Linked DNA regions of Homo sapiens: region 1 is linked to region 2. Evidence: chromatin loops called from intact Hi-C (ENCODE). Cell type or tissue: heart left ventricle. All regions are shown on one strand. Each heading gives the region's core, and the rest is flanking DNA. Links, peaks and the distances in the headings are about the cores only.

Region 1 (14,127 bases), core at 1,529-9,528, 56 kb after region 2:
AATTCAGGTTGTGTGGACAACTCCACAAAACACAGCTTGAAAACTATTGTACTTGCACAAACGCTTATTAAGAACCTTTACACACGTGTCAAGTAAATTCCTGCATCTTTGGAATGCTAGAGGACCGGAATTTGAGTCAAGATTCCTTAATCCTGCCATATGTGAAGACCACCTTCCAGCTACGATATTAATAGTTTCCTGTTACTGGGCTTTGAAGGTCCAGACAGGCTATGAAGGAGTGTTTCTCATAGTCTATGTGCATACTAACCCCTGAGGAAGTTACTCAATATGTGAATTACTGAATCCAATTCCTGAGCTACCAAATATAAATGTCTGGGAGCTGCCCAGAAAGGTGCCTTTTAAACCAGTTACCCAGGTGAGTTTGAAACTTGGTGCCATAAATGATTCTAAGAATGGGGAAAATCAGGTAATTGAAAGCTATTTCAGAGCAATTCATAAAATGCCAACTCCGATTCTATCATTTGGGGGCATAGCATTTACCTCTTAAGGAATAGTGTACTACAATTGCGAAAGTGCTTTCACTTCCAATTACTTGCTAAAGCTACACAAACAATTTATAATAAACCTATGCTCTTGAGAAGAACAAGTAAAGAGCAGACCCAGCAAAATCTGTATTTACTACCCTGAAAAGGGCTTTACAGGTGAAAATTTGAACTTGAATACAGATAAACTGGAAGTTAGTTTTCACATTACCAAACAATTATTTCCTTTTTAAAAATATTGATGGCCGGGGGCGGTGACTCATGCCTGTAATCCCAGCACTTTGGGAGGCCGAGGTAGGCAGATCACGAGGTCAGGAGATCGAGACCATCCTGGCTAACACGGTGAAACCCCATGTCTACTAAAAATACAAAAAAAATTAGCCAGGCATGGTGGCGGGTGCCTGTAGTCCTAGCTACTCAGGAGGCTGAGGCAGGAGAATGGCGTGAACCTGGGAGGTGGAGCTTGCAGTGAGCCGAGATGGCGCCACTGCACTCCAGCCTGGGCGACAGAGCAAGACTCCATCTCAAAAAAAAAAATAAACAAAAAATAATTTAAAAAATAAAAAATAAAAAAATTCAAAGCAGGCTTCATTTACAAAAATAAGATTTTCTCTTTACATTTAAAATATATCCCACTACATAAAATCCATTTATGGTTGGCTTGCTGATTTTCAGGAACGCATCTAGTGCATGAAGCAAAATATACCTGGCTGGCCAGGTACCATGGCTCATGCCTGTAATCCCAGCATTTTAGGAGGCCGAGGTGGGAGGATCACTTGAGCCCAGGAGCTTGAGTCCAGCCTGGGCAACACAGTGAGACCCCATCTCTACAAATAATAAAAAAATCAGGCCGGGCACAGTGGCTCATGCCTGTAATCCCAGCACTTTGGGAAGCCGAGGTGGGCAGATCATGAGGTCAGGAGTTTGAGACCAGTCTGACCAAGATGGTGAAACCCTGTCTCTCCTAAAAATACAAAAATTAACCAGGCGTGGTGGTGGATGCCTGTAATTCCAGCTACTCAGGAGGCTGAGGCAGAAGAATCTCTTGAACCTGGGAGGCGGAGGTTGCAGTGAGCCGAGATAGTGCCACTGCACTCCAGCCTGAGTGACAGAGGGAGACTCCATCTCAGAAAAAGAAAAAAAAATCAATCGGGCTTGGTGGTGTGCACCTGTAGTCCCAGCTACTTGGGAGGCTGAAGTGGGAAGATTGCTTGAGCTTGGGAGGTAAAGGCTGCAGTGAGCCATGTTAGCAGCACTGCACTCCAGCCTGGGTGACGAAGTGAGACCCTGTCACAACAACAACAGCAACAACAACAAACCTGGCCAAACATATTGTGTAATTAAAAGAGAGGGCAGGGTCAGTTGGTCTTATAATTTTGGGGCTACTCTTAATTTTCATGGATGAAATCAGTAGTACAGGCAACTCACTGCTTCCTCTCATCACTGAACAAAATCATATCATCACATAGTATTGTTTTCACAGCCTTGCTGGTCAGTGACATCTGATGAAGATCCTTAAGTTTATTCCCTGTGTACCAACATCTGGATGTCACACAGAATTGAGGCAGTTAAGGAGAACTCCACACAATGTTTGCTATGGTAATGTTGGCCCTCTGCATGAGAAGCCAAAGGCAACATGTAATAAATGTCTTCCTCCATTGTTAGTTTTCCCCCACTGCTCATGATAAACAGTGAGTGAAAAAAAAATTCAATTCAATGCAAGAAATATGAGGGACTTGTATATGCCACATACTATGTTTTAAGTTGGCTTTAGTAGGAGGGCCCTGGAGCAGGGGCTGAGGTAGGATACACAGACATAAATAAGAGCTCATTGCTATCCTCGAGGAACTCACAACTAAAGGTAGGATAAAATGACAGGAGAGAAGCCAAATAAAAAAGGTGAAGAGGAAATCATGAGGCCCTTCCTATCTCTTCTAGGTGTGTTTACTAACAGGTACACTGAGGCTTGGGAAAGGCAGTTAAGAATAGAATAGTCATGTCCTATTCTTTAATACTCCATGTTTACCAATAGGCAGGATATAACAAATTAGCATTATAATATGATAAATTAGCATAATATTTTTACCTTTTCCCACAAAATAAAACATAGGTGCTAATGTACCTTATCTGGCTCTATTACTCTTCTAAAATCTACCTTCAGGGCCAAGAGACAACAAGGCTTGGTGATACAGTGTTAGGATTTTCTCTCTGTTAAGCTGGGATGAAATCTTCCAGCTATTATATCCCCCCAAAATGTTGTGATTCTTTCAACAGTTACCTTGATGTCAGCACTAAAGTTGTTAATTTTTTGCCAGCCCGAGTTTTCCAAATGAAAGTTTGCCCATCTAAGCAGAAGCTCTTCTGGAGACAATTTCATAAGTTCCTCCAAAGTCTCACCATCTCGGAGTAAAGCAGCCAAGGCTAGAAGAAAAAAAAAAAAATCCCACAGTTATTATATGACACAATAATGGTCATGCCAAGTTCATTCAGTCTTTTGACACTGTTAAGTAATAGAGGTGCAAAAACTACTATGACATAGTTCCTAGTTTCAAGATACTCATAATCTACTAAAAAAGATAAATATATAACAGATATAATAACATAATACTACAATTTATTCTTTTCTCTGTTATTCTTCACATTTCAAATACCAAATGAGGTTATGGCCTTTAAGCTTAATGCAAGCTTCACATTATGTCATATGTTTGTATAAGTTGTTCTTATTTAACACTTCTAAAGTCAAGGATTTGGGTCTGGGTGCAGTGGCTCACGCCTGTAATCCCAGCACTTTGGGAGGCCGAGGCGGGCGGATCACGAGGTCAGGAGATCAAGACCATCCTGGCTAACACGCTGAAACCCCATCTCTACTAAAAATTCAAAAAATTAGCCGGGCGTGGTGGCGGGCGCCTGTAGTCCCAGCTACTTGGGAGGCTGAGGCAGGAGAATGGCGTGAACCCGGGAGGTGGAGCTTGCAGTGAGCTAAGATCGCACCACTGCACTCCAGCCTGGGCAACAGAGCGAGACTCCGTCTCAAAAAAAAAAAAAAAAAAAGTCAGGGATTTGGGGGAAAGATGTTTACAATTTGGGAATCTTTTACTTAACCTTTTGATTAAAGTAGTCTAGAAACACGGTGGTATTTGTATTTAAGTAAAATTAATCAATTAACTCTTGAAGGCTCAATCCTATTTTAACAGAAATATAATTCATCCTTATATTTTCTTTTTCTTTTCTTTCTTTTGAGAGAGTCTCGCACTATTGACCAGGCTGGAGTGCAGTGGCGTGATCTCGGCTCACTGCAACCTCTGCCTCCATGATCTCGGCTCGCTGCAACCTCTGCCTCCCAGGTTCAAGCGATTCTCCTGCCTCAGCCTCCTGACTAGCTGGGACTACAGGCACATGCCACCACGCCCAGGTAACTTTTCTATTGTTTGTAGAGACGGGGTTCCGCCATGTTAGCCAGGGTGGTCTCCAACTCCTGGCCTCAAGTGATCCACCTGTCTCGGCCTCCCAAAGTGCTGGGATTACAGGCATGGTCCAACACACCCGGTTGCAATCTTACATTTTCTCTCTTTTTTTTTCTTTCTTTCTTTTTTTTTTTTTTTTTTTGAGACAGAGTCTCACTCTTTCGCCCAGGCTGGAGTGCAATGGCACAATCTCAGCTCACTGCAACCTCCGCCTTCCGGGTTCAAGCAATTCTCCTGCCTCAGCCTCCGGAGAAGCTGGGACTACAGGCACGTGCCACCTCGCCTGGCTAATTTTTTGTATTTTTAGTAGAAACGGGGTTTCACCATGTTAGCCAGGCTGATTGTGCCACTGCGCTCCAGCCTGGGTGACAGAGTGAGACCCTGTCTCCAAAAAAGAAGATGGTGCAAAATGGTGGAGCTGAGGGTGGCAACGGGGTAGAAGTTGTGTAGGCAGAACAGAAAAAAATAGATAATCAAGTTTGAGGACTTCAGGAAAGCTCCTTAATCTCTCTGTGCTTTTGTGTCATTATTGCAAAATGAATTGTAAAGTGCCAGACAAATGTGAATTACTAGTAAAGAAGAGAGTCATGTAATTAGGCTATTTTCCTGAATAACTCTATAGCATTACCTTATGTTCATTCTAGTTACCACCATTTAATCACCTCCATTAAGTGAGAGCACGAAAGTCTGCATGACTAGAAAAAAATAACCAATAAACAACTGCCAGAATGACTGTGTTCCATTACCTTCATTCCTGCTTAATTCAATGTCAGCGAACAAACCGATCTTAATGATCTGCCAAAGCAGTCCCAAAACCAGATGAGGTTTCCCAGCCCTCAAATCTTCTGCACCAATGTTCACAACATGACACCCAATGGCAGAAGCAGAGTTCAGTGCCAAGTTCAAGTTTTCCTGCAAGACAGCCAAATTACACACTTGCTTCTTGACCTTTCCATTTTTTAGCAGTCTACTTTCTCCCTTCACTGAAAATAACATTCAATGAGGAAATTAATACCCTGTATTAATTTCATCCATATATGTGTCACAAAAAACAAATTCCAGAGTTTTGTGTTAGAAAGCCTAGCTAAGACAAATTTCAGCCTTATTGCTATTGCCTTTTGCAGAATCTCATGAGAAGTTAACTTTGTATTTTTATTTGGTACCTTTTGAAGTATGCTGGCACTAAATGAAAAGGCTGAGTACCACAGTAAATATATCCATGTGAGTAAAGTGTTATAATTCCAAAAATGCCTAAATGGGTGAGAGACCAACAGTACTGCATATGCCCAAAAGAGTTTTAGAAGTTATCAATGTCCACATCCCAAGAGGTGCTCTTCTCTGAGGGAATTTTGCTAATAATCTAATATTCACTTGATAGAAAAAAAAATGCTCCATTTCTTAAGCACGCCAGTTAATTAAGAGCTTATATACTTCTGCTTATCTCTGTAGTGCTTGAACACATTATGAAATGAAAAGAACATGGGGCTTTGAAATTAGAATGGGATTTGAACCTCAGTTCCAACATTAATCTCAGGCAAGCTCAGAAACCTTTCTGAGTCCCAGTTCTGTCTGTATAATCTGGATAACAATCCCACACTCAACAGTTTTTACAAGGATTGATTGGGAGCCTACAGAGTGCAGAGGCTGAAGTCTGCAGAACAGGTCCTCAAACAGTAATTTCATGTTAAAGGGAGGGGAGAACAATGCATACCTGAATGATGAAGGGTGTAAGTTTCTTCTTGTTGATTGCTCTTTCATCAATGGTATCAGGAACTGAAAGGTTAATCATTTTACTGAAACAAAAATTTAAAAAAAGGCTGATGTAAAAAAAAAGAGCTGATTTCCTTTTATAAAGTGGCTGTAAATATTTACAAATATTTTAAAGCTTACTATAACATCTCTTTCATGTACTCTAAAAAATGCAGCTAGATGACTTTTATCATGTTGATCATAATAAACTACACATATGGAAAATAAAAACTAAAAATAAAAAAGGCCAAGGCCTGATGTGGTGGCTGATGTCTATAATCCCAGCACTTTGGGAGGCTGAGGCAGGAGGACTGCTTGAGGCCAGGAGTTCCAGACCAGCCTGGGCAATATAGTGAGACCCTGTCTCTACAAAAACGATAAAAAAATTAGCCGGGCATGGTGGCATGTGCCTGTAGTACAGGTTACCCAGGAGGCTGAGGAAAGAGGACAGCTTGAGCCCAGGAGTTCAAAGTTAGAGTGAGCTACGATCACACCATTCCACTCCAGCCTGGGCAACAGAGCAAGACCCCGTCTCAAAAGAAAAATAAATAAATAAATAAATAAATAAAACCCTGGCCAGGCATGGTGGCTCACGCCTGTAATCCCACACTTTGGGAGGCCAAGGCAGGTGGATCATCTGAGGTCAGGAGTTGGAAAACAGCCTGGCCAACATGGGAAAACCCCGTCTCTACTAAAAATACAAAAATTAGCACAGCGTGGTGGCACACACCTGTAGTCCCAGCTAGTCGGGAGACTGCGGCAGGAGAATTGCCTGAACCTGGGAGGCGGAGGTTGAAGTGAGCGGAGATCATGCCACTGCACTTCATCCTGGACAACACAGCAAGATGCCGTTAAAAAAAAAAAAACCCAAAAAGACCAAAATATGTGCATAGTAGTTGGGTATCTCTGAGCAGAGGATTGTAGCATGCTTTCTCTTTCAATTTTTTTTAATTTTTTCTCATTCTTTTATGAAAGAAAATAACTTGGATATTGAAAACAAAACTTGGGCCAGGTACAGTGTGGCTCACGCCTGTAACCCTAGCAATTTGGGAGGCCAAGGCAGGCAGATTGCTTGAGCTCAAGAGTTCAAGTCTAGCCTAAGCAAGATGGTGAAACCCCATCTCTGCAAAAAGTTAAAAAAAAAATTAGCTAGGCATAGTGGCGCATGCTTGTAGTCCTAGCTACTTTGGAGACTGAAGTGGGAGGACTGATTGAGCCCAAGAGGTCATGGCGGTAGTGAGCCATGATTGAATCACTGCACAGCAAGACCCTGTCTCAAAGAAAAAAAAAAAAGTGGGGGGTGGAACTTTATTGAATATATTTTAAAGACAGATAAAATCCTGCATTGGAAATGAGTCTTTTCCACAAAACAGTAAAATTAGTTGAGCATGAGATTCTTTCATTCACCAAATGTTTACCGAGTGCCTCAACAATGAGCCAGACACTATATTTGGTGCTGGCAGTATAGTGGCGAGAGAAAGATTAGGTAGGCTATAGTCTGTGACTCATTAGGAAAAATCTCATTTGGTAAAATCTAGATTTAGACTTTAACATTTTATTTTTTATTTTGTTATTTTTTAGAGACAGGGTCTAACTCTCGCCTGGGCTGCAGTACAGAGGCCCAAATCGTAGCTCGAATCACTGCAGCCTCGAACTCCTGGGCTCAAGGGATCCTCCAACCTCAGCCTCCAAGTACCTGGGATTACAGGTGCGAGCCACTATGCCTGGCTCTAACATATTAGATGTTCATAATACTGCCCTAATAAATTTTTTTCTACAGAAAGAAAGCCATGCTTCTTTCCATGCAAAATTCAAATCTTAGTTAGTTCAATATGATTATCTCTTATTATTTTTACAATTTATAGATTTTTTGAGTTCTGCAGGGTGAGTCCCCAGAGAGGGAAACTTGCAGTCTTCTCTCTATATTAAAATGCAAGGGAGGCCGGGCACGGTGGCTCATGCCTGTAATCCCAGCGCTTTGGTAGGCTGAGGCAGGAGGATCACTTGAGGTCAGGAGTTCGAGACCAGCCTAGCCAACATGGTGAAACCCTGTCTCTACTAAAAATACAAAAATTAGCTGGGTGCGGTGGTGAGCACCTGTAGTCCCAGCTACTCGGGAGGCTGAGGCATAAGAATTGCTTGAAACTGGGAGGTGGAGGATGCAGTGAGCAGAGGTCACGCCACTACACTCCAGCCTGGGCGACAGAGCAAGGCTCCATCTCAAAAACAAAAACAAAACACACACATGGGAAATTATTTCTTCACTGCTTGTAAACAGAACACAAAGGAAATGTATATATATATATTCTTATTTCTTAGACAGACAGGGTCACCCAGGCTGGAGTTCAGTGGTGCAAATCCTGGCTCACTGCCGCCTTGTACTCCTGGGCTCAAGTGATCCTCCTGCCTCAGCCTCTCAAGTAGCTGGGACTAAAGGGGTGCAACCCCATGTTGGGTTAATTTTTAATTTTTTTGTAGAGACAGGGTCTCGTTTTGTTGCCCAGACTGGACCTAACTCCTGGTCTTCAGCGATCTTGCTGCCTCTGCCTCCCAAAGGGCTGGGCGTGAGCCACCATGACCAGCCTATCTTACATTTTTAATATCAGCTTTTCAAACAACCAAAATGACCCTACTGCAAAAAGAAGAATTGTGTATACTATAATATATACTGTCAGCCGGGCGCGGTGGCTCACATCTGTAACCCCAGCACTTTGGGAGGCCGAGGCGGGCAGATCACCTGAGGTCTGGAGTTCGAGACCAGCCTGACCAACATGGAGAAACCCCATCTCTACTAAAAGTAAAGAAATAATAATAAAAAAATTTAGCCGGGTGTGGTGGTGCATGCCTGTAGTCCCAGCTACTCAGGAGGCTGAGGCAGGAGAATGGCTTGAACCCAGAGGCGGAGGTTGCGGTGAGCCAAAATTGCGCCATTGCACTCCAGCCTGGGCAACAAGAGCGAAACTCCATCTCACACACACAACATATATATATATATATAATGTTATATTATATATAACATATATGTATAATATATACTTTATATACGTATATATACATATATTATATAACATATATGTATAATATATATTTTATATATATTATACATATATATTTTGTATATATACATATATACATGTATAATATACATATATTATACATATATATACATATATACATGTATAATATACATATATTATACATATATATACATATATACATGTATTATATATATTATACATATATATTTTGTATATATACATATATATTTTGTATATATGTGTATAAAATATATATGTGTAAATATATATACACACATATATTTTATATATGTATATATATACATATATATGTATATATTTTATATATATATAGTTATCTGAAATATGTCAGTTGCACTACCCTAAGCACTTTGTATGTAGTAATTTACTTAATGCTCACAAAAGCCCTGTGAGATAAGTATAATAATGTGGAGATCATAACAGATGGAAACTGAAATGCAAAGGGGTTGAGTATTATGATCACAGTTGTACCGCTTCAGAGTGGCAGGACTGAATAGAAAGAAGTCAGGCAGACTGATTATGGAGCATGCTATTAACCACTGTGTGACACTGCCTCTATAAATTGGAACATCGACTGGCAGTGTTGATAATGTTGTGTTATGTCTGCCAAGATGCTGTTGGCTGTGGGGCAGCAGCAGTGACAAAAGCATTTTTTAGAAATAGGTCATTGGAGAGTGAGAACTGAAGAGTAGCCTCTTTTTTTCTTTTGGAAGCTGTGGTACTTTAGAATAAAGAGACACTGACATACTTAAGTTCAACAAAGTTGTAATGTTCTGCTGGCCTGGTGTTGAGAAGAAAATGGAGGCTGAGAGCTTCCCTATAAAGAGGTTGTCGATTTATGGCTGAATTTTAGATTCATGGACAGACCTAGAGATTAAATGAAAAAGGCAGAACCTGGATAATTTTCCATTCTAGTTATTTCTTGAGGTGAACCTGTCAAGCATGCAGAAACAAATATATCAATTATATGGAAGGCTATTTTTGGATATCTGGATATAAAACAAGCTAACATCTTACCAAAGCACAATTCCATCACCAACAGCTTTGAACAGGTCATCGGTGTTAGGGTTCATTGGTATAACATGTCTACAATCAGGATCATTTTCCAAAGCTTTGTTTATCCAGTTAACAAAAGCATATTTTTCTTCCTCTAAAATTATGTTAAATAACAAGACATTAGTTCATACTCTAACTTATTAAATATTTGACTCCAAAGCCTAAAATAGTTGTGCAGTAGTGCTGAAAGTTAATGTGTCAGAAACATGTGGTTATTCTGTGTGGAAACCCAGACACTTGGATGCAACACAGTGGTTATTAGGAATTACAAAATTAAGAAAAAGAATAGAACACGTTAACCAGTCCTCAGAAAAGTTACAAAATTCCTTAAAAATTATATTTATATTACTGTATAATGCACTGTAATAAAGCCTGTCATTACATGGATTGTATCCTGTCTCTTGCAAGCTAACAAAGCCATACAATAAACACTTATAATGCCTTTATGACAAGTATTAGTCTCAAGCCTAAATACATGTCACAAAGGACTTCTACTGTATTCTTAATTAGAAGGTAATGTTTTTCTAGAGCCCGTCCTTGACATTACAGCAACCATCCCACTTAGCACATTGTGTTAACCTATTGCATATAAAATGATTACCTGAGTAAGAATGCTGTGTTCCTTCGCTGGACAACTCTGAAGTTCCACCCAGAGCACAAATACCTTCTTTCCTGTTGATTGCTTTGCGGAAGGTCTTGGCAATATCACTACTTTTTACCTCTTGAAAAATCTATTAATTAAAGTAATTTTGTTGATTCACAATTAATTTCAAACTATGCACAATAAGCATATTTATATTCTTTTATATCTTGATCACTTACATTTTTTCCATAGCTGATGTTAAAAGATACAAAAAACTGGGCTTGAGTTTTTGAAATGCTAAACAAGTACTACAATACCCCTTCTGAAAATGAAGCACCAGAATGTCAATTGCACACACTTGTCAAAAACATTAAGCGCTACATGCATTGAACTCACTTTAAGCCAAAAACTAATGTGGTTCAAAGGCACAGGTAAATCTGTTAATTTTCTACAAACAAGGAAGGCTTTATTCTTTTCCTGGAGAGAAAACATTGAAGAATCCCCCTACTTTAATAAAAATTCTTAATGCAAAGAAAGATAAAATTTTATGATTTAACCAAAAAACTATTTTACAGTATAATGGGGTAGCTCATTAAGAATTCATTAAATCAAAAGTTACAGAATAATGCAGTTAAAAAATGTGTTAAGCTGGTAGTAATAGATGACTATCAAGAATAAACACCAAAAAGAGGCTTTTCAGTGATTGTCTTATTGGGGCATTTATGAAGTCCAGCTTCTCTTCACAGTAAGGAACATTCTAATTGTACAAAAGCAAGTTATAACACAGTAAGTTTCACATCCTAGTACTGTGTAGCTATCTGATTGGACATTCTATCTGTCTATATTTTTCTGAGGTATTGGAATGTACCTAATTCCAAATGTGTTCCTGATCCACCAATGTGCGTGGCTAAATTAGTCAAAGCCAGTAAAACAGGAGCAAGATGTAGAAACCGTATACAACTTTCTTTAAATGGCGTTTAGAATTCCATTTAAGTGGATTCATTGAAAGAAAACTTAAGACTTAATGGAAAAGTTGCTGAACAAATGCAATTCAAAGACCTTTAACATTCGTGACAGATATGTATTCACACACACATCTCAGGAAGATGCAGCCTATGTCTGCGGTTCATAGAACAGGGTTACAATATACATAACAGTTCAGGTTGTATGTGTCAGAGCAGGCACGAGCAGAAGCAGAAATCCAGCCCAAGCTATACTAACCAAGCCTTGTGTCTCGCACAGGACTGTGTCAGACCGAAAGGAGTGCCTTGTTGTATTTTGTCTTTCCAGGAGGGTACCTTTTTGTAATTAATCCATCTAGAGAAAGTGACTTTTAGTAACTGGTAGAAAAGTTGCTGTATGTGTTGTCAGTGGCCCTATTACTTAGTCATTTTTTCCTGTTACCTTTCTTAAATTAAATCCTAACTTTCTTTGGACTTACAAATAAAATTTTGTTTGAGAGAATAGTTAGTAAGCACTTAAATTTTACAAAATCAAGCTTACTCAGTATTTCCATACCTGTGATTCTGTGCTAGCTTTACCAGTAATTTTGGAGGTGGAATTTTAGAATAAATGTCTGTGTGTGTCTATGTTTGTATATGTATGCAGACACACACATACACACTACTCTAAATACTAAACACAACCAATGAAATCACCCTTCCTGCTCTATGGCCATTATACTGACTTTCACTAAGTATCAACAGTATGGAGCTTACGCACACACTTCAGGCAGTTTTCAAATGATTAAAATATTTTTATTTACAATCTGATTTTTTAGTCCAACTGTGCCTTAACTGTGATGCATTTTGATCCTATAGCTCTCCTTTTGATAACAACGCAGCTGCTCTGTGAAAAGACAATAGTCACTAGTCTACTTCTTTCTGAACTCTACTTCATTGTCTAATAAGTTAAAATCTGAAAGGTGTGCATTTCTTCATGCCTAACATACCACAAGTCCCTGCAATGACAAAAGTGTTACAGCTTCAGAATGAGATATGTAAAGTTATTTTTCTTATTACGAGTGCTTCTGCTTCAAGAATCATTTACTTCTAAAACTTAGGTTGTTTCAATGATCATGATTTCAGCTAAAAAATAAATCCAAATTTGTTTATGTCACAGAAAAAAGGATTAATTCATATTTAAAAAAGAGAACGTCTGGGAATTCGAACTAATAACTAGAACTAGAAAAGTAGGCTGGGCACGGTGGCTCACATCTGTAATCCCAGCACTTTGGGAGGCCAAAGTGGGTGGATCACTTGAGGTCAGGAGGAGTTCAAGACCAGCCTGGCCAACTTGATGAAACCCAGTCTCTACTAAAAATACAAAAATTAGGTGGGCGTGGTGGTGCATGCCTGTAACCCCAGCTACTTGGGAGGCTGAGGCATGAGAATCACTTGAACCCGGGAGATGGAGGTTGCAGTGAGCCAAGATGGGCCACTGCACTTCAGCCTGGGCAACAGAGCAAGATCCTGTCTCAGAAAAAAAAAAAGGAAAATAAATTAAACATATATATACATATATATAGAATGTCTCTGCTATATATCCTAATGCAATTATTTACATAGCTTTAGTAAAACTCCTTCTTATGCTTGGCAATGAAATGCAAAGTTGTAATTAAGTTTGTTAATTTTCAAAGGTCTTGCAAAAGTTACATGACCTTCATTTTCTAAATTGTTTCAAATAAATTATTCCAGCTAAGCTTAAACTTTTAGTTTCATAGTATTTTCCTCTATTCCCTTGGTTTTAAAAAAGTAAAAATGGGCCAGGTATGGTGGCTCACACCTGTAATCCCAGCACTTTGGGAGGCCAAGGTGGGCGGATGGTTTGAGGTCGGGAGTTCGAGACCAGCCTGACCAACATGGAGAAACTCTGTCTCTACTAAAAACACAAAATTAGCCGGTCGTGGTGGCGCATGCCTGTAATCCCAGCTACTCTGGAGACTGAGGCAGGAGAATCCCTTGAACCCAGGAGGCAGAGGTTGCAGTGAGCCGAGATCACGCCACTGCACTCTAGCCTAGGCAACAAGAGTGAAACTCCGTCTCAAAAAAAAAAAAAAAGTAAAAATGATAAGAAAGAACTGAAGATTTGTGTCTATGATATTGATTCACTACACAAGAATTTGCATTTTACTTTCTACTTTAGTAAAGAAATCGCTTAAGTGGATGATAAAACTATTTGAGTACAAGCTTTGGCTTGACAAGAAATCTCTGAAATCAGAGATAGCACAAGGCTGACTACTGTGCTGGAGTCTTCTCAATGAATCTTTTCAAAGCTGCCCGTTGTGATACTAATGAGCTCACTGTTTTGTGCTGTTTTCTCTCCACAAGGAAAGACTTGCTTTATCATCTGTGAGCTAACTCCTGCTGTACTTTTTTCAGGAAGCCATAACCACTCTTGATCTATACATCTTTTTCAGTCTCCGTTATGGAATATATATGTTTTTTATTCCTTTTATTAAGTTTCGCCTTCTTTCTCTCAAAGACTCTCAGCAACCGGCTAACTTCTTTTGACCCCAGAGTTAGCTCAACACAGGACGAGTGGCCAAACCAAAACAATCCAGAGGCATATGACTTAAGAAAGAAAGATTTCAGAAAGAATTGCAAAAAAAGAATTGACTGGCTTCCAGTGTTTGGGGCTTATTTCCAAAATGTTTCCAAAGAGGCAGGATTGAATTTTTCCATTATTTTGGAATGTCTTGTAGGCCTAAACTT
Region 2 (16,732 bases), core at 4,695-12,694:
TATTCAGTATATATATAGTATATATATATATTCAGTATATATATAGTATATATATATATTCAGTATATATATAGTATATATATATATTCAGTATATATATAGTATATATATATTCAGTATATATATAGTATATATATATTCAGTATATATATAGTATATATATTCAGTATATATATAGTATATATATTCAGTATATATATAGTATATATATATTCAGTATATATAGTATATATATTCAGTATATATAGTATATAAATTCAGTATATATATAGTATATATAAATTCAGCATATATATAGTATATATATATTCAGCATATATATAGTATATATATATTCAGCATATATATAGTATATATATATTCAGCATATATATAGTATATATATATTCAGCATATATATAGTATATATATATTCAGCATATATATAGTATATATATATTCAGTATATATATAGTATATATATATTCAGTATATATATAGTATATATATATTCAGTATATATATAGTATATATATTCAGTATATATATAGTATATATATATTCAGTATATATACTATATATATTCAGTGTATATATAGTATATATATATTCAGTATATATACTATATATATTCAGTATATATATAGTATATATATATATTCAGTATATATATAGTACATATATATTCAGTATATATGGTACATATATATTCAGTATATATATATAGTACATATATATAGTACATATATAGTACACACACATATATAGTACACATATATAGTACATATATATAGTACACACACACACATATATATATAGTACACACACACACACACACACACATATATATATATATATATATATATATATATATATTTTAGATTTTCCATTTTCTTTATTTTTTCCTTCCTGGAGGCAGCTACGATCACCTGAACGGGTACTTTTCTCAAGTGTATTGTTCATGTGATTGCTACCTAGTATGAATTTGTAAGTCACATGTTGCATTGCTATGCATATTTTTAAACATTATAAAATCAGTATTATGCTATGTACATTGTTCTCCAACTTTTCTTGATTAATTATGTTTTTGAGAATTATGTATGTTGAGCATACTCTACTGTATAACAATGCCACAATGTACTTGTCTATTCTCCTGTTGGCTGATGTGTTTCAGTATATATATTTTATCTTTTATTGATTGTGCTTTTGGTATTTGTGATATTGTTTTTATGTTTGATTTCCTAGGAGTCACCCCTGAGTCAGAGCAGCTTATTGTTCAGTGTTTGGTCAGAGTTTTGTGTTTAAACCCCTCATGCCAATGAAGCTTCTGTTCTGTGTTGACTCTGTGCATGGCTTGGAAAATGCTTTTATGTCTTGCCTATGTCTTGCTCTAAGGCTCACTCTTTTTTTTTTTTTTTTTTGAGACAGAGTTTCACTTTTGTTGCTCAGGCTGGAGTATAATGGCATGATCTCGGCTCACTGCAACCTCCACCTCCCGGGTCCTGGTTCAAGCAGTTCTCCTGCCTCAGCCTCCCGAGTAGCTGGGATTACAGGCATGTGCCACCATGCCCAGCTAATTTTTGTATTTTTAGTAGAAACGGGGTTTCACCATGTTGGCCAGGCTGGTCTCGAACTCCTGACCTTGTGATCCACCCACCTCGGCCTCCCAAAGTGCTGGGATTACAGGCGTGAGCCACCACACCCGGCTAAGGTTCACTCTTGATTGGCTACAGCCATCCCTGTTGTACACAGAGTTCCCCAAACCTCTGGACTGTGATCCAGAGGGTTCTTTCTGGCTGTCTCTTTTCTTGGTTTTCTCTAAGTATTCTCCAAGACCTCTACTGGTCACAGATTTCACCACTCTCTATTCTAAATAAAGTTAGTTAGTTATACAGGCTCATGCCTGTAACCCTAGCACTTCGGGGACTGAGGCAGGAAGATCGCTTGAGCAGTAAGCTGTGAGCCGTGATCATGCCACTGCACTCCAGCCTGGATGACAGAGGGAGACCCTGTCTCTAAATAAATAAACAAACAAACAAACAAACAAATAAAGTTAGTCCCTTCAGGCCAAACAGCAGAGCTCTTAGAAATTACAGCCCATCTTCCCCCTAGAAAATCCACTGTGTCACTCTTGTTGACTAGGGACACAGAGCCACTCTTTACAAAATGACATCCTGTTCTATTCTTAGAACAGGACACTGGAAGGCTATAGTAACCCCTACTCTTCATGGTTTGCCCATTCTGCCACAGAACTAGGATGGTTGTTGATAGTGTCCCATTATTCTGGGTTGTCACCACCTCTCATGCTCCCTCTTCTCTTTCTCCTGGCCTCCAGGCTAGGAGTAAGCCCAGAAGTATTTGTAGTAGGGTTTTGGGATGACAATCTATTGTATGTGTTGTGTCCCTGATGGGCTATCTCTGTTGCCTGAAGAGGCAGGGAGGCACGGGCTTCAGAAAGCTAGAGAAGAAACTTCTCATCCTTTGCCACTTGCCCAGGGAGAACCTATTTTTCTCTTTAAGGGAGCTAACTGCTGGCAAGTGCACAAAGGATGATTGAGACTAACAACAGGCTGGGCACGGTGGCGCATGCCTGTAACCCCAGCACTTTGGGAGGCCGAGGTGGGTGGATCACCTGAGGTCAGGAGTTCGAGACCAGCCTGGCCAACATGGTGAAACCTCATCATCTCTACTAAAAATACAAAAAATAGCTGGCGTGGTGGTGCACACCTGTAATCCTAGCTACTCGGGAGGCTGAGGCAGGAGAATCACTCGAACCTGGGAGCGGAGTGTGCAGTGAGCCAAGATCATGCCATTGCACTCCAGCCTGGGCAATAAGAGCAAAACTCTGTCTCAAAAAAAAAAAAGAAGAAGAAGAAGAAGAAGAAAAAAAAAAATCGAGACCTAACAACAAAACAGAAGAGTCATTCACAACCCTATTGAGAGGTAAAAAAGAATTTAAATAAGTACATGTTCAAATGATAATGTTGCCTGTTGTATCATTCATATGCCTTAATTGCTCCCTCCCCAGGTGAGAGGCAGGTTCCCAAGACCAGACACTGCCTGCGCCCTATCACCTCTCACTCTTTGTCATGGAACTGCTAGAGGGCCAGCACCTTAAGGGCTGCTGCTTGGTGGCGCCGATGCTGCCTAGGTGGGCGGCAATGTGTCGGGGCCAAAGGAGTGACAGCAGCTGGCAGGCTTCCCCTACCTGACTAGTGCCCTGATTTGTATGTTCTTTGTTTTGAGAAAACAAACACACTCCTCTTGCAAAATAATATTCACCTAAGGAGACATGTACAGGGTAAAGAAGAAAATGAAAATAGCCAGTGATGAGAGATGAGGAGTATTAAATGGGGCTGTGTATCCTCCCAGCACCTTGTTCCCTAAGGACAGAGAGATACAAATATAGTTTTAAAACAATAGTCTAGTGAGCTCTATAGGTCCGTGGGTAACTTGCTGGCCATTTAGTTAGTAAACAATAACAATGAAAAGATTTTTGTGGACCTACCTTTTTGATTTCTATTGACAGATGTAATCCCTTCTTATTTTTTCAGGAAAAACGTCTTCACAAATACAAAAGTGTTTCAAGGAAAAATTGAAGTCACTCCTGCCCACATCCACTGCCCAGTGTAACCGCCCTTAAAGATTGCTGTGTATTTGTGTACTAATTTTTCTGTGTTTATAAAATCATTCATATATTTATTAATAACATGTTTAGAAGAAATCTCTGCATTAACCTCAGGGCACACAGCTGTCTTTGATCGCCCCCAACTCCTCAGAATGTCCTGCCTCCATTTCACTCTCCCACAGCTGACTTTCTCCCATGCTTAGGCCCCCCAAGAGCACCTGCTGAAAAACTACTTCCAACCTTAAGCTCAGGCCCTGACTCACAGCCCTTTATTCTAACAGAGCCCCTAGGTGTTTGGGCAGAGGTAGGTGGGTATTACGAGGGAAGCGGGAGGAGGACAGTGAGGCCCCTTAAGTTCTTTGTCCTGGCCAGGCGGCTGCCCTCCTGCATTACAGGTCTCCACAGGATAGGTCCCAATTCCCAACTACTTTCAATTGGTGGGGTGTGGATTGGCAGGATGGGTTAATGCTCTGCCACAACTTTCTCACTTTATAATGGGAGCTGTATGGTAAATTCACCTGATAGTAATAACTTAAGCATATCCTGAGAATGATCCTGTATGGCAGACGCACCTGAATCCTGAATGTGTGTTTGAAGTTCTGAGCTAAGAAATCTGGGGGTGGCCAACACAGAGATTCATTTCTTATTTATGAAGAAGCTGTGAACCCCCAGCCGTCCCGTCCCATGGAATGTGGGCTATACAGGGGTTCAAGGCCCTGTATTTTGGGTTAAATGAAGACTGCCAGGTGGAGGTTGTTAGGGGGAGGCTGTGAAGTGAAAATACTATATAAGGCCGGGCGCGGTGGCTCACACCTGTAATCCCAGCACTTTGGGAGGCCGAGGTGGGCGGATCATGGGGTCAAGAGATCGAGACCATCCTGGCCAACATGGTGAAACCCCGTCTCTACTAAAAATACAAAAAAGTTAGCTGGGCATGTTAGCACGTGCGTGTAGTCCCAGCTACTCGGGAGGCTGAGGCAGGAGAATCGCTTGAACCCAGGAGGTGGAGGTTGCAGTGAGCCGAGACCGCGCCACTGCACTCCAGCCTGGCGACTGATCGAGACTCCATCTCAAAATAAAACCCTCTATAAATTGTGTGACTTTATTTTGCAAGTGGTTGTGGTTCTGTTGTCCAGCCCACTGTCGTTGGGTCTTGTTCCCCAATTGTAAGCCCTCAATAAAACCTCATGTCTCATTCACTGGCTCTGGGTCTCTTCTTCAGCCTACTGAACCCAGTATTCATCCCCATTGGAGTGTACAGGGGTTCAGCACAACATGAGCATATGACAAAGACCTGGGCTATGAATTTTAACTACCCCTGTCTGGATTCCTCCTTGTTTTTTCTCCTTCACTTTAGGGAGGAATGGCCATTTCCCCACCTAAAGAACCAAGTCATCACCTTTTTTTTGTCCTATTTGCTGGGTGGGCAGATTCAGTAACTACTTGTGCCAGGAAACCAAAGTCCATAGAGGCCGCGTGGCTTTGCCAAGGGGAACAACCAGCGTGGTGCAGGATAGTTTCACACAGGTGAGGCTCTCATGCTGCAAATCCTTTGCTCTCTCTGTGTTATATAAATGGATTTTTAAATTTCACCTTAGGGGGTTGTCTTAATCCGTTTTCTGCTGCTAAAACAGGAGTGACCAACCCGGAGTTTCGTTCTTTGTCTATGAGGAACATCTGAGCCACCATCCTGTCCCGTGGAACACGAGCCATATAGGGGTTTGAAGCCCTGAGTTTTGGTCTAGATGAAGGCTACCAGGTGGAGGACGTTAAGGGGAGAGTGTTACGTGAAAATGCTATAGAAACTTCTGAAACAAAGAGAAAAATGTGTGACCCCAATTCACTCTGCTAAAAGGAAAAAATTAAGCTGAAATCTGAGTGTTGCAAGCAGCTGCCTTTTCTTTTGTTCCTAAGCAGATAGCTACAGATAAAAGGTTAAATATCTCCACAGGTAGCTAATCAGTGTTCACCTTTTCTTATGTAAAGTGCCGATTTACTGAGCCTGAGACGAATACATGATTGACTATTCCCTTACCAGCTCCTTTTCTCTTGCAACATGTGCCTTCAGTAATGTGACCATGCCCGCCCCCTTTCCCCTCCATCCTGCTTCCCCCACGCATCTCCCCCCACTTTTTTTAAGATAGAGTCTCGCCCTGTCACCCACGCTGGAGTGCAGTCCCAGGTTAAAGCAATTCTCCTGCCTTAGCCTCCTGAGTAGCTGGGACTACAGGTGTGTGCCACCACGCCCAGCTAAGTTTTATATTTTTAGTAGAGATGGGGTTTCACCATGTTGGCCAGGCTGGTCTTGAACTCCTGACCTCAAATGATCCACCCGCCTCAGCCTCCCAAAGTGCTGGGATTACAGGTGTGACCACCATGCCAGGCCTGCTTTTCCCCCTTTAAATAATGAAGACATTAAAATTCTCTTCGGAGAAAGGCACAGACCACAGATTGTTTCTGTGATTCCATTGTTCTTTCTCCCAGGACATTGTCCTTAGCCTTGGCAAAATAAACTTCTGAATTGATTGAGACCTGTCTCAGATACTTCGTTTTACAAACTGCATGGTCTTTGCAAGCAGTTGCAATTCTCCTGTCCAGCTCACTGCCATTGGACTCTCTCCCTTTTATGTAAGCCCCTAATAAAATCCCAAGTCTCATTTGCTGGCTCTGGGTCACTTCTTTGGCCTCTTGAACCTGGTGGCTTCCCTACTGAGGTTTATAGGGGTTTGGCACCGCATCCATTCTTGAAAGCAGAGCCTAATTACCTCTTAAAGGTCTCACCTCTTTTTTTTTTTTTTAAGATGGAGTCTCACTCTCACCCAGGCTGGAGTGCAGTGGCGCAATCTGGGCTCACTGAAACCTCTGCCTTCTGGGCTCAAGCGATTCTCCTGCCTCAGCCACCCAAGTAGCTGGGATTACAGGCATATACTACCACGCCTGGCTAATTTTTGTATTTTTAGTAGAGACAGGGTTTCACCATGTTGGCCAGGCTGGTCTCGAACTCCTGACCTCAAATGATCCACCTGCCTTGGCCTCCCAAAGTACTGGGATTACAGGCATGAGTCACCACACCCAGCAGGTCTCACCTCTTAATACCATCACAATGGCAATTAAATTTCAACATGGGCCAAGTGCAGTGGCTCACGCCTGTAATTCCAGCACTTTGGGAGGCCAAGGCAGGTGGATCACTAAAGGCCAGGAGTTTGAGTCCAGCCTGGGCAACATGGCAAAAACCCATCTGTACTAAAAATACAAAACTTAGCTGGGCGTGGTGGTGCATGCCTGTAATCTCAGCTACTAGGGAGGCTGAGGCAGGAGAGTCATTTGAACCCAAGAGGTGGAGGTTGCAGTGAGCCACGATCAGGCCACTCCACTCAGCCTGGGTGACAGAGCAAGACTCTGTCTCAAAAAAAAAAAAAGAAAAAAAGAAAAAAATTGGCCGGCCACGGTGGCTCACGCCTGTAATCCCAGCACTTTGGGAGGCCGAGGCAGGTGAATCACCTGAGGTCAGGAGTTCGAGACCAGCCTGGCCAACATTGTGAAACCCGCATCTCTACTAAAAATACAAAATATTAGCTGGGTGTGGTGATGGGCACCTGTAATCCCAGCTACTCGGAAGGTTGAGGCAGGAGAATCGCTTGAACTTGGGAGGCGGAGGTTAAAGTAAGCCAAGGACTTGCCATTGCACTCCAACCTAAGCAACAAGAACAAGACTCTGCCTCAAAAAAAAAAAAATTCAACATGAGCTTTGGAAGGGACACTGAAGCCATAGGACATAGAAGCCAACTTCCTGCAAACCTCAGTATTTAATGCTTCTAGATTCCCTGCCCTAGCTCAACCTCCAACTCCCCTTCTCTGTGCCTGTCCAGTTTCTTTTTTTCTTTTCTTTTCTCTTCGTTTCTTTCTTTTTTTTTTTTTTTTTTTGAGATGGAGTCTTGCTCTGTCACCCAGTCTGGAGTGCAGTGGCGTGATCTCGGCTCACTGCAACCTCTGCCTCCCAGGTTCAAGCAATTCTCATGCCTCAGCCTCCCGAGTAGCTGGGATTACAGGTGCCACCACCACACCTGGCTAATTTTTGTATTTTTAGTAGGGACAAGGTTTCACCACGTTGGCCAGGCTGGTCTCGAACTCCTGACCTCAAGTGATCCACCCACCTCAGCCTCCCAAAGTGCTAGGATTACAGGTGTGAGCCACCACACCCGGCCACCTGTCCAGTTTCAAGGTCAGTAAAGGCAAGCTCAGTATACTCCAATTCTTTTCTCAGCTAGAGGCCAGGACCATCCTGACCTGGTTTATAATTTGCTCCTGTTCTCTCCAATTTAGCTCCTGTTCAGAGCCCTGAGGATTAGTTTCCCTCATGGCCCCAGCTCCTGGCCTGCTGACACATTTTGATCTTCCTAGCCCTAAGCTCAGTCATCAAGCTCACCTCTCTGGGCCCTGCATCCCCTGGAACTCCACAATTATCTCTGGCCCTCTGGAACACAAACCCTAACCACTCCAAATTCAGCTGCACCTTTGCAGGGTGTAGTGGAAACCCAGGCTGGCAAGGACTGTTCCTAAAATCCACATTCTCACCTGTTGTGCTCCCAGAATCCTGCTGCCTAAATATATCCCCTCCTGGTTTCAGAACAGAGACTCACAAACATATATAGATAGGGTCAAAGTGACCTCAGCTTCAAGGTCAAATCAGTCCTTCCCAAATGAAGACTTTGTTTTCCCACAAAAGACAGACTGTTTCCCAAAAGTTTAAAGGATTCCTTGCATCTTGAAATAGCTGAGGCTTTGTTCGTATTTCATGGAAGCCCAAGGAGTGCGGTGTACCTGCTGCGCTCCTTGAACACTGGGTTCAATTTTAAATAAGCTAGTAGCACTTTGCAATTTGGCCACTAGATGGCAGGACCTCTTCACCATGAGTATAACATGACGCTGACTCAGAAAACCCCCAAGTAGTTAACACCAGCCAGCCAAACAAAGCAAAAACAACAGCCAGCCAGACAAAGCAAAAGGAATGTACCAAGTTTGGTGAAAGATCCTCTTCATGTATGAATCTTTTCAAATTTGTTCTTATTTTGATAATGATGTTAGCAAATACAATTATGATTATCTAACTTGTTTCCATAGTGATATCTGTCCTTATTATACCTTCTCTCCACACTTAAGTCTTCTAAGGAAAACCACTCTAATCAGGAAAGAAATCTGAGACTTTTTATGGAAATACAGGGAAAATACAGAGACTCCATTTTTACAGGAAAATGTTTTTCAAAGGAAGTCTCTAGGAATCCTCAGCAAGCTTCCCGAACACAGGTCATTTCAAACAGAAGAAGTAATCCAAACTTCATTTAGGGCAATTACTCACAGTTAAACCTTTACAATAATTAATTTCATGCTAAGTACTTTGAACTCCTTCCAGGAGTGAAGTGGGTATACTGCAAAATTATTTTCCTCTTTTGAGAAGACAAAGTCAGAAAAGACAAAGTAGAGAGGAGGAGACTAGTTTTGGGCATGTAAGTAGGGGTGAAAATTCCAGTGTATTTTCTCATTGCTCTCCACGCGAACAATCTGGAGATGAAGTCAGTTGTTTCCAGAGTCAAATACCAGGAACATCTCGGCAGTGAAACAAGCGGGATTTGTTGTTCACTGAAGGAACCATGGAGCACCTCCAGAAAAGGGTGTTAGAAAGGATTTATTTTAAGATTTGAGTTTGTATTAGGTGGTTTTAGAGAGGATATAAGGAATTAGTGCTATGCTCTGAATTGGATGCTATGAGGGAGTGAGGGTAATTCTATTATTGGGAATCCTAGTAAGTTTATCTAGGATGAGGCAAGAATACAGAGTGAGGCTAACGCTGTAATTTGTTTAAAAAAACAAAAGCAGCTGGGCATGGTGGCTCACTCTTGTAATCCCAGCACTTTGGGAGGCCAAGGCTGGAGGATTGCTTGAGGCCAGGAGTTCGAGACCAGCCTGAGCAACATAGCAAGATCCTGTCTCTACAAAAACTAAAAATAAAGCTGGGCGTGGTGGCTCACACCTGTAATCCCAACACTTTGGGAGGCCGAGGCAGGCAGATCACCTGAGGTCAGGAGTTCGACACCAGTCTGGCCAACATGGTGAAACCCCGTCTCTATTAAAAATACAAAAACTAGCTGGGCATGGTGGCACACACCTGTAATCCCAGCTACTCGGGAGGCTGAGGCAGGAGACTCGCTTGAACCTGGGAGGCGGAGGTTGCAGTGAGCTGAGATCAAACCATTGCACTCCAGCCTGGGCAACAGAGCAAGACTCCATCTCAAAAAAATACATAAATAAAAATAAAAATAAAATAGTCAGATGTGCTGGCGCACACCTTCAGTCCCAGCTACTCCAGAGGCTGAGGCAGAAGGATTTCTTGAGCCTGGGAAATTGAGAATTGAGGCTGCAGTGAGCTATTATCATGCCATTGTACTCCAGCCTGGGGAGCAGAGTGAGACTGTCTCTGAAAGAAAAAAAAAAGCAGTAGTCACTCATATTGGCCAGTCTAGGGGAATATTGGTCATTCCTGTAGCTGAGACAATGTTTATGTTTAATTTAGTTTTTGTTAAAACATTACAGTTTGGTCTTGTTTTTGCCTTGATTGATCATTGTCACAGAGTGGCCTTGTCTGATGTTGCTGTTCTGTGAGATTTCTCGTGTTCAACAGCAGATCACCATGGCCCAGGTGTGAATGCAGGGACAGCAACACTAAGGCTGATGCCTTGCTCTGTTTTCCTTTTGGCCAAGGGCAGATGCAGTTAGCCTGCAGAAACTTCATCCTTGATATCCAGATTTTCACCATAGCCAAGACTTTGCTTTAGAAACTATTTGCAGAGAATGTAATCTAAATTTGGAGTATTGATAGTTTCTCCTGCTCCTTTTGTTGCGGGGTAAATTGTTGAATCCTCTGATTTGTTAATGGTCACAGAATATCATTTAAAACCGATAGGGGATTAGGGGTGACAGCTCAGGCCTGTAGTCCTAGCACTTTGGGAGGCCAAGGCAGGAGGATTGCTTGAGTACAGGAGTTTGAGACCACCCTGGGCAGCACAGTGAGACCCCTCCTGTCTCTAAAAAATAAAAAAAATTACCCAGGCATGGTGGTATGCACCGATAGTCCCAGCTTTTCAGGAAGCTGAGGTGGAAGGATCGCTTGATCCTGGGTGGCTGAGGCTGCAATGAGCTATGATCGCACTATTGTATTCTGGCCTGGGCAACAGAGTGAGACCCAGTCTCAAAAATAAAAATAGGGCCGGGCGCAGTGGCTCACACCTGTAATCCCAGTACTTTGGGAGGCCCAGGCGGGTGGATCACTTGAGGTCAGGAGTTCGAGACCAGTCTGGTTAACATGGTGAAACCCTGTCTCTACTAAAAATACAAAAATTAGTAGGGTGTGGTGGTGCATGCCTGTAATCCCAGCTACTCTGGAGGCTGAGGCATGAGAATCACTTGAACCTGAGAGATGGAGGTTGCAGTGAGCCGAGATCGGGCCGCTGCACTCCAGCCTGGGGACAGAGCAACACTCCGTCTCAAAAAAAGCCAAACCAAAACAAACAAAAAAACTGATGGAGTTCAAGACATAACACCTCTCCCCCAAATAAGAGTGTAGACTACCAGATTATGCCACCCCATATTATGCCTGTTGGGCATAATAATTATTTTGAGAAACAAGAGACAAAGGAGAAACTCTGAAAGCAAGAGTAGAAGTTACCCCCGCCCCCGACACCTTTTTTAGCCGAAAACCTTAGAATACAGAAGTTACCCTTTGGTAGGAGAAATTTACATACATATAAAAAATACATACATATAAAAAATCTCCATTTGTAAGGGTTTCTCCCACTGTGCACCAGAATAAGAATGGTGACTCTAAATTACTGGAGACTCTTATCAATGGAGAAGGCAGGGAGTTAAATCTGCATTTTTGTTTTTTGCTTACTCATGAGTCTATTTGTTTTGTAGTATATAGATGCAGCCAGTAGTGTTTAGTATAGCATAAATTCCCCCTTGGCTGCTTAGGAGGTAATCAACGACTATGTGATTTCCCATAACAATCTGGGCTAATGAGTTTAAACTAGTTTGTCTTTCAGAGTGAAGCGTTTGTTATGACTTTTGTTAGGGTATGAGGCAAGTTTTGGACCATGTTTGCCAGTGGTATTCTTTAATGAGGGAATTGCAACTTACATAGTATCCACGAAAAGGGAGTCAGTTATGTCTTTTGGGAGTTTGTTTGTTTAATTGTAAATAAGCTTTTGTGTTCTGTGTCTTGGAGGTTTCTGGGTAGAATTTTTCCAGGGAAACATGATCCACTAGGGGGATGATACTTTTAAAGATCTGAAAGTGTCTCACAATTATACTAAATACACAAGATAAATTAGGATGTAGCAGACCACTGTAAGCCCAATATCCGTATAAAGTGTAGTACCCTAATTAGGAGCTAGACTGTTGTATAAATATTATGTATGACAATAGGAGTAAGCCAGTTTCGTGTCCTTTGAGGCAGACAGATTTTTGAGTTGGGTTAAACAGCTCAGCAAAGCAGAATGACATGTTTCTGGAGAATAAACTGACTATGGTGGTCAGGAGGGCCTAACTAATATTGTCTACTTCTGATTGGCTAGGTCTCGCTGATAGTATTATAATAACCTTAGCAGAGGCATTCTAATAATCTGAGGTCAGAGTCCATTTTATACAAGGCTGCAGGATTAACGATATGAGGGAAGGTTAAATGACAGAAGGGCCTATAAAATGGAATCTGCCTTTCTTTTTTTTTTTTTTTTTTTTTGAGACAGAGTTTTGCTCTTGTTGCCCAGGCTGGAGTGCAATGGCACAATCTCGGCTCACCACAACGTCCGCTTCCCGGGTTCAAGCGATTCTCCTGCCTCAGCCTCCCGAGCAGTTGGGATTATAAGCATGTGGCACCACGCCTGGCTAATTTTGTGTATTTTTAGTAGAGACAGCATTTCACCGTGTTAGCCAGGCTGGTCTCGATCTCCTGACCTCATGATCCACCCGCCTCGGCCTACCAAAGTGTTGGGATTACAGCCATGAGCCACCATGCCCAGCAGTGCCTTCTTAAGTGTTTAAAGGAATTGCTAGTAGATTATTAGCAGCAGGATCTGGTGGAAGATGTTAGATCCAGCAATCGGTTTAATTCAAAGCAGTATCTAGGGCCTGTGAAAAACATGAGGTGATAGAAGACAACCATAGGGATTCAAAATAATAGGATGAAGATAAGTGTGGGTTATATTAGTGTTCTAGAGGGTGTCCTAGTGTAGTAATAGGTAATCATAGTAGAAGAACAAAGGACAGAAAAGAACGTTGAAGAATTAGAAAATTAATCCTGTTCCGCTGTCTTAGGTGGAACTTCTGAAGTCAGCAGCTAGTTTTGTCTGGCGCAAAAGCTGTCCACTTCTGTAGTCAGTGTCAGGATTCCTAAGAATCCTCAGTTTAAGGTCTTCAGATAAAATGGATGTCCATTAGTGTAGGAAGAGGTGATGTATATCTTTTAAGTTAAATATTTTGTATACTCTTAAAAATCTAAGTATCGATGGCCGGGTGTGGTGGCTCATGCCTGTAATCCCAGCTACTGGGGAGGCTGAGGCAGGAGAATCGCTTGAACCCAGGAGGCAGAGGTTGCGGTGAGTGGAGATCGCGCCATGGCACTCCAGCCTGGGCAACAAGAGTGAAACTCTGTCAAAAAGAAAAAACAAAACACACACACACACACACACAAAACACTAAGTATCAACACCTTGGAGTTTTACTGATACATCAACTTGTTAACAGTACTGAAAAGACTTTTTTTTTTTTTTTTTTGACGGAGTTTCGCCCTTTCACCCAGGCTGGAGTGCAGTGGCACAATCTCGGCTCACTGCAACCTCCGTCCCCCAGGTTCAAGTGATTCTCCTGCCTCAGCCACCCAAGTCGCTGGGATTACAGGCACGCCTAGCTAATTTTTATATTTTTAGTAGAGACACGGTTTCACCACATTGGCCAGGCTGGTCTCGAACTTCTGACCTCAGGTGATCCACCTGCCTTGGCCTCTGAAAGTGCTAGGATTACAGGCGTGAGCCACCGTGCCCAGCACAAGAAGACATTTTTTTTTTAACCAAGGTTCAGGGAAGTTGTATTTCTGTTGCCTATTTCAGAAGACCAGATCTCCAGGTTGCGGATCATGCAGAGGATGTTTAGGTACATACTTTGAAAATGCACTTTGTCGGTCATAATGCTGGAGGTATTATATGAGTCTCTTGGAATATTCAGCCATATTAGACTGTAAATCAGTAGTATCTGGGATTGGAAGTGAAATTCCCAAATGCATGAAGCAGGCTTTTATTAACTTAGAAGTTGATAACCTGTGGATCTTTGAGAGCTTTGATCTCATTGTCATCAGGGCTAATGACAGTTCTCTGGGCCTGGGAAGTCCAAGGATTTTTGAAAGCTTTGATAATTATAATTTGAGAATTCTATTAATTGTCTTTATTTTTTTTATGAATTTGAGCATGGCAAGGATAGAGGAGTTTTTGAGTAAAATGTAATATGTTAAGGGAGTAAAATGTAATATGTTAAGGGATTTAAAAATAATGATACCAACAAGATGTGTGTCCCTGTTACTAGGGAGATACCTCGAGATTTCCCACATCAGGAGCATAAAAGCAAGCAATTAAAAAAATCACTATATTCAGTTCTATAGCAAGATGAGGACTCAACCAACCATAAGAATAGACCATGATAACCAGAACACACTCACAACCCATTTGGAGAGGTTTAAAATGGGCCTCAAGGCTGTACTTCCTGCCCATTTCCTACCCTAATAGTCTTGCAAGATTGCACAACTGCAGGTAGGACACTTCCTTGAAAATATCTTGGACAATATCTCTCAAAATTGCCCCACCATTGTTGGTTCAGTATTGTGGCCAATCTATCTCTGCTACTGAGAGAGAAATTATGAAGCATTTTGGCTGAAATGTTTTTATTATGATTACCTTCTTGGATAATGGCAAAACATCTCCAAGTTTTCAAATTCACCATTTCAGACATGAGGGTTCTTGGAGAGGTCAGAAAATCTCTGTTTCTAAACCGTTGTGATGTTATGAACTATCTTAAAATCACAAGTTTACTATAAATATAAAAATCTTCTTTTACATTTTGTCAGTTGATAAGTCTGGGCCAAGGCAATCAATTTAGCCATCTGTTTTGCAAATTATTAGTTGTTGTTTTTCAGAGACAAGGTCTAGCTTTGTCACCCAGACTGGAGTGAAGTGGCAAAATCATGGCTCACTGCAGCCTCAAACTCCTAGGCTCATGTGATCCTCTCGCCTTAGCCTCCCAAGTAGCTGGGACCACAGATGCTTGCCACCACATCTGGCTTGTAATTCTTTTATGAGATGATCCCTCAGGTATGGTCACTGGAGGAGATGTCAGAGAGGCTCAGAAATAAAACAGTTTATTTACTCACAGGTTGTACAGACAGGAGGCCAGGTACATCATGCAGGGCCACATGGGAAAGACATCAGGGTGGTCTGAAGGCAGAAGACACGAGCAAGGGGAGGATTTAGGCCATGACCTTTACTGGGACTTCCATACAATAGGCAATGCAGGGCAGGGTGAACAGTTTATGACTGGCTAGTTTGAATAACTGCCTTGGGCTTTGGGCTACATAAGGATGGTTTCTAGTTGCTTGGTACCTGGCCCTAGTGTCAGAAGTGTCCTGGCCGGGCGCGGTGGCTCACGCCTGTAATCCCAGCACTTTGGGAGGCCGAGGCGGGTGGATCATGAGGTCAGGAGATCGAGACCATCCTGGCTAACAAGGTGAAACCCCGTCTCTACTAAAAATACAAAAAAAAAAAATTAGCCGGGCGCGGTGGCGGGCGCCTGTAGTCCCAGCTACTCGGGAGGCTGAGGCAGGAGAATGGCGTGAACCCGGGAAGCGGAGCTTGCAGTGAGCCGAGATTGCGCCACTGCAGTCCGCAGTCCCGCCTGGGCGACAGAGCGAGACTCCGTCTCAAAAAAAAAAAAAAAAAAAAAAAAAAAGAAGTGTCCTAACCCGAGTGACTGCATCTTGAATAAAGGCCAAATAAAGCCAAAACTGCTGGGTTACATTCCCAGGGGGTTGGGAACTCTTGGTCACAAGATGTTTATGGTTGAGGGGACAAGTTAAGGAGGCTAATTACATAAGATCCACAACTTAAGGAAATGTCCTGATGTCCCAATATCTTAAGAACAAAATGCACTCTTAGTTTAAGAATACATTTCACTTTTTAAAAATTTTTATTTATTCATCTATGTTTTTGACGGCGTCTTGCTATGTTGCCCAAGCTGAAGTGAAATGGCGTGATCTCGGCTCACTGCAACTTATGCCTCCCAGGTTCAAGCAGTTCTCCTGCCTCAGCTTTCCAATTAGCTGGGATTGCTGGCACCTACCACCATGCCCAGCTAATTTTTGCATTTTTAGTAGAGACGGAGTTTTACCATGTCAGCCAGGCTGGTCTCGAACTCCTGACCTCAAGTGATCCACCTGCCTCGGCCTCCCAAAGTGCTGGGATTACTGGAGTGAGCTACCACGCCAGGCCAATGTCACGTTAAAGATAATAGTATACCCATAAATTCTTGCTGAAATCAATAGTTATAAAAGAGAATAACAATGCTACTATCCTGTCACAAGCTGATCACAAGCCTTTGTAATAAAGCACGTAAGACCGTTATTCTTAGCTCTATTATCCTATCTAAGCAAGCATTGTATTTGAGGTGATTTTGTTCCTCCTTGCTTTCTGAGGACACCCTACTCTGCAATAAAGTAGTCTCTAATCAGAGTATAGTGAACTATCTTAACTTCACTATACTCTGCGACTTGCCCTGAATTTTTTCTTGCATGAGATCCAAGAACCCGCTCTTTGGGATCTGGAACAAGACCCTTTTTCCGGTAACAGTAGATGATTAGGAAGAGGAACGTGGGCCGGGCACGGTGGCTCACTCCTGTAATCCCAGCACTTTGGGAGGCGGAGGCGGGCAGATCACCTGAGGTCGGGAGTTCGAGACCAGCCTGACTAACATCGAGAAACTCCGTCTCTACTAAAAATACAAAATTAGCCAGGCGTGGTGGCGCATGCCTGTAAT

Evidence for each region. A loop is a pair of places that touch in the nucleus more often than their neighbours do. Peaks named below come from ENCODE experiments on the same cell type or tissue, not always from the same donor. Only the 100,000 strongest peaks of a DNase experiment are listed, where the experiment ranks them.
Region 1: a loop joins it to region 2, with 4 times the contacts of the local background. A loop is called at or near these places in 4 of 110 quality-filtered maps.

Annotation. Positions count from the first base shown.
Region 1 is chrX:115,625,633-115,639,759 of GRCh38, reverse strand. PLS3 (plastin 3) reads right to left here. Exons shown (of 16, transcript NM_005032.7): 4 at 10,433-10,562; 5 at 9,793-9,925; 6 at 5,679-5,760; 7 at 4,714-4,879; 8 at 2,782-2,924. Among named protein-coding and RNA genes, the nearest start is that of PLS3-AS1, 70 kb to the right of the region's middle. In heart left ventricle, for the core only: no CTCF peak of the experiment used is centred there; no DNase peak of the experiment used is centred there; H3K27ac peaks cover 95 bases.
Region 2 is chrX:115,682,572-115,699,303 of GRCh38, reverse strand. No RefSeq gene overlaps it. Among named protein-coding and RNA genes, the nearest start is that of PLS3-AS1, 130 kb to the right of the region's middle. RefSeq lists enhancers at 5,248-5,839, 8,881-9,635, 11,147-11,902, 13,002-13,990. In heart left ventricle, for the core only: a CTCF peak has its summit at 8,494 (motif pointing right); no DNase peak of the experiment used is centred there; H3K4me3 peaks cover 288 bases; H3K27ac peaks cover 1,034 bases.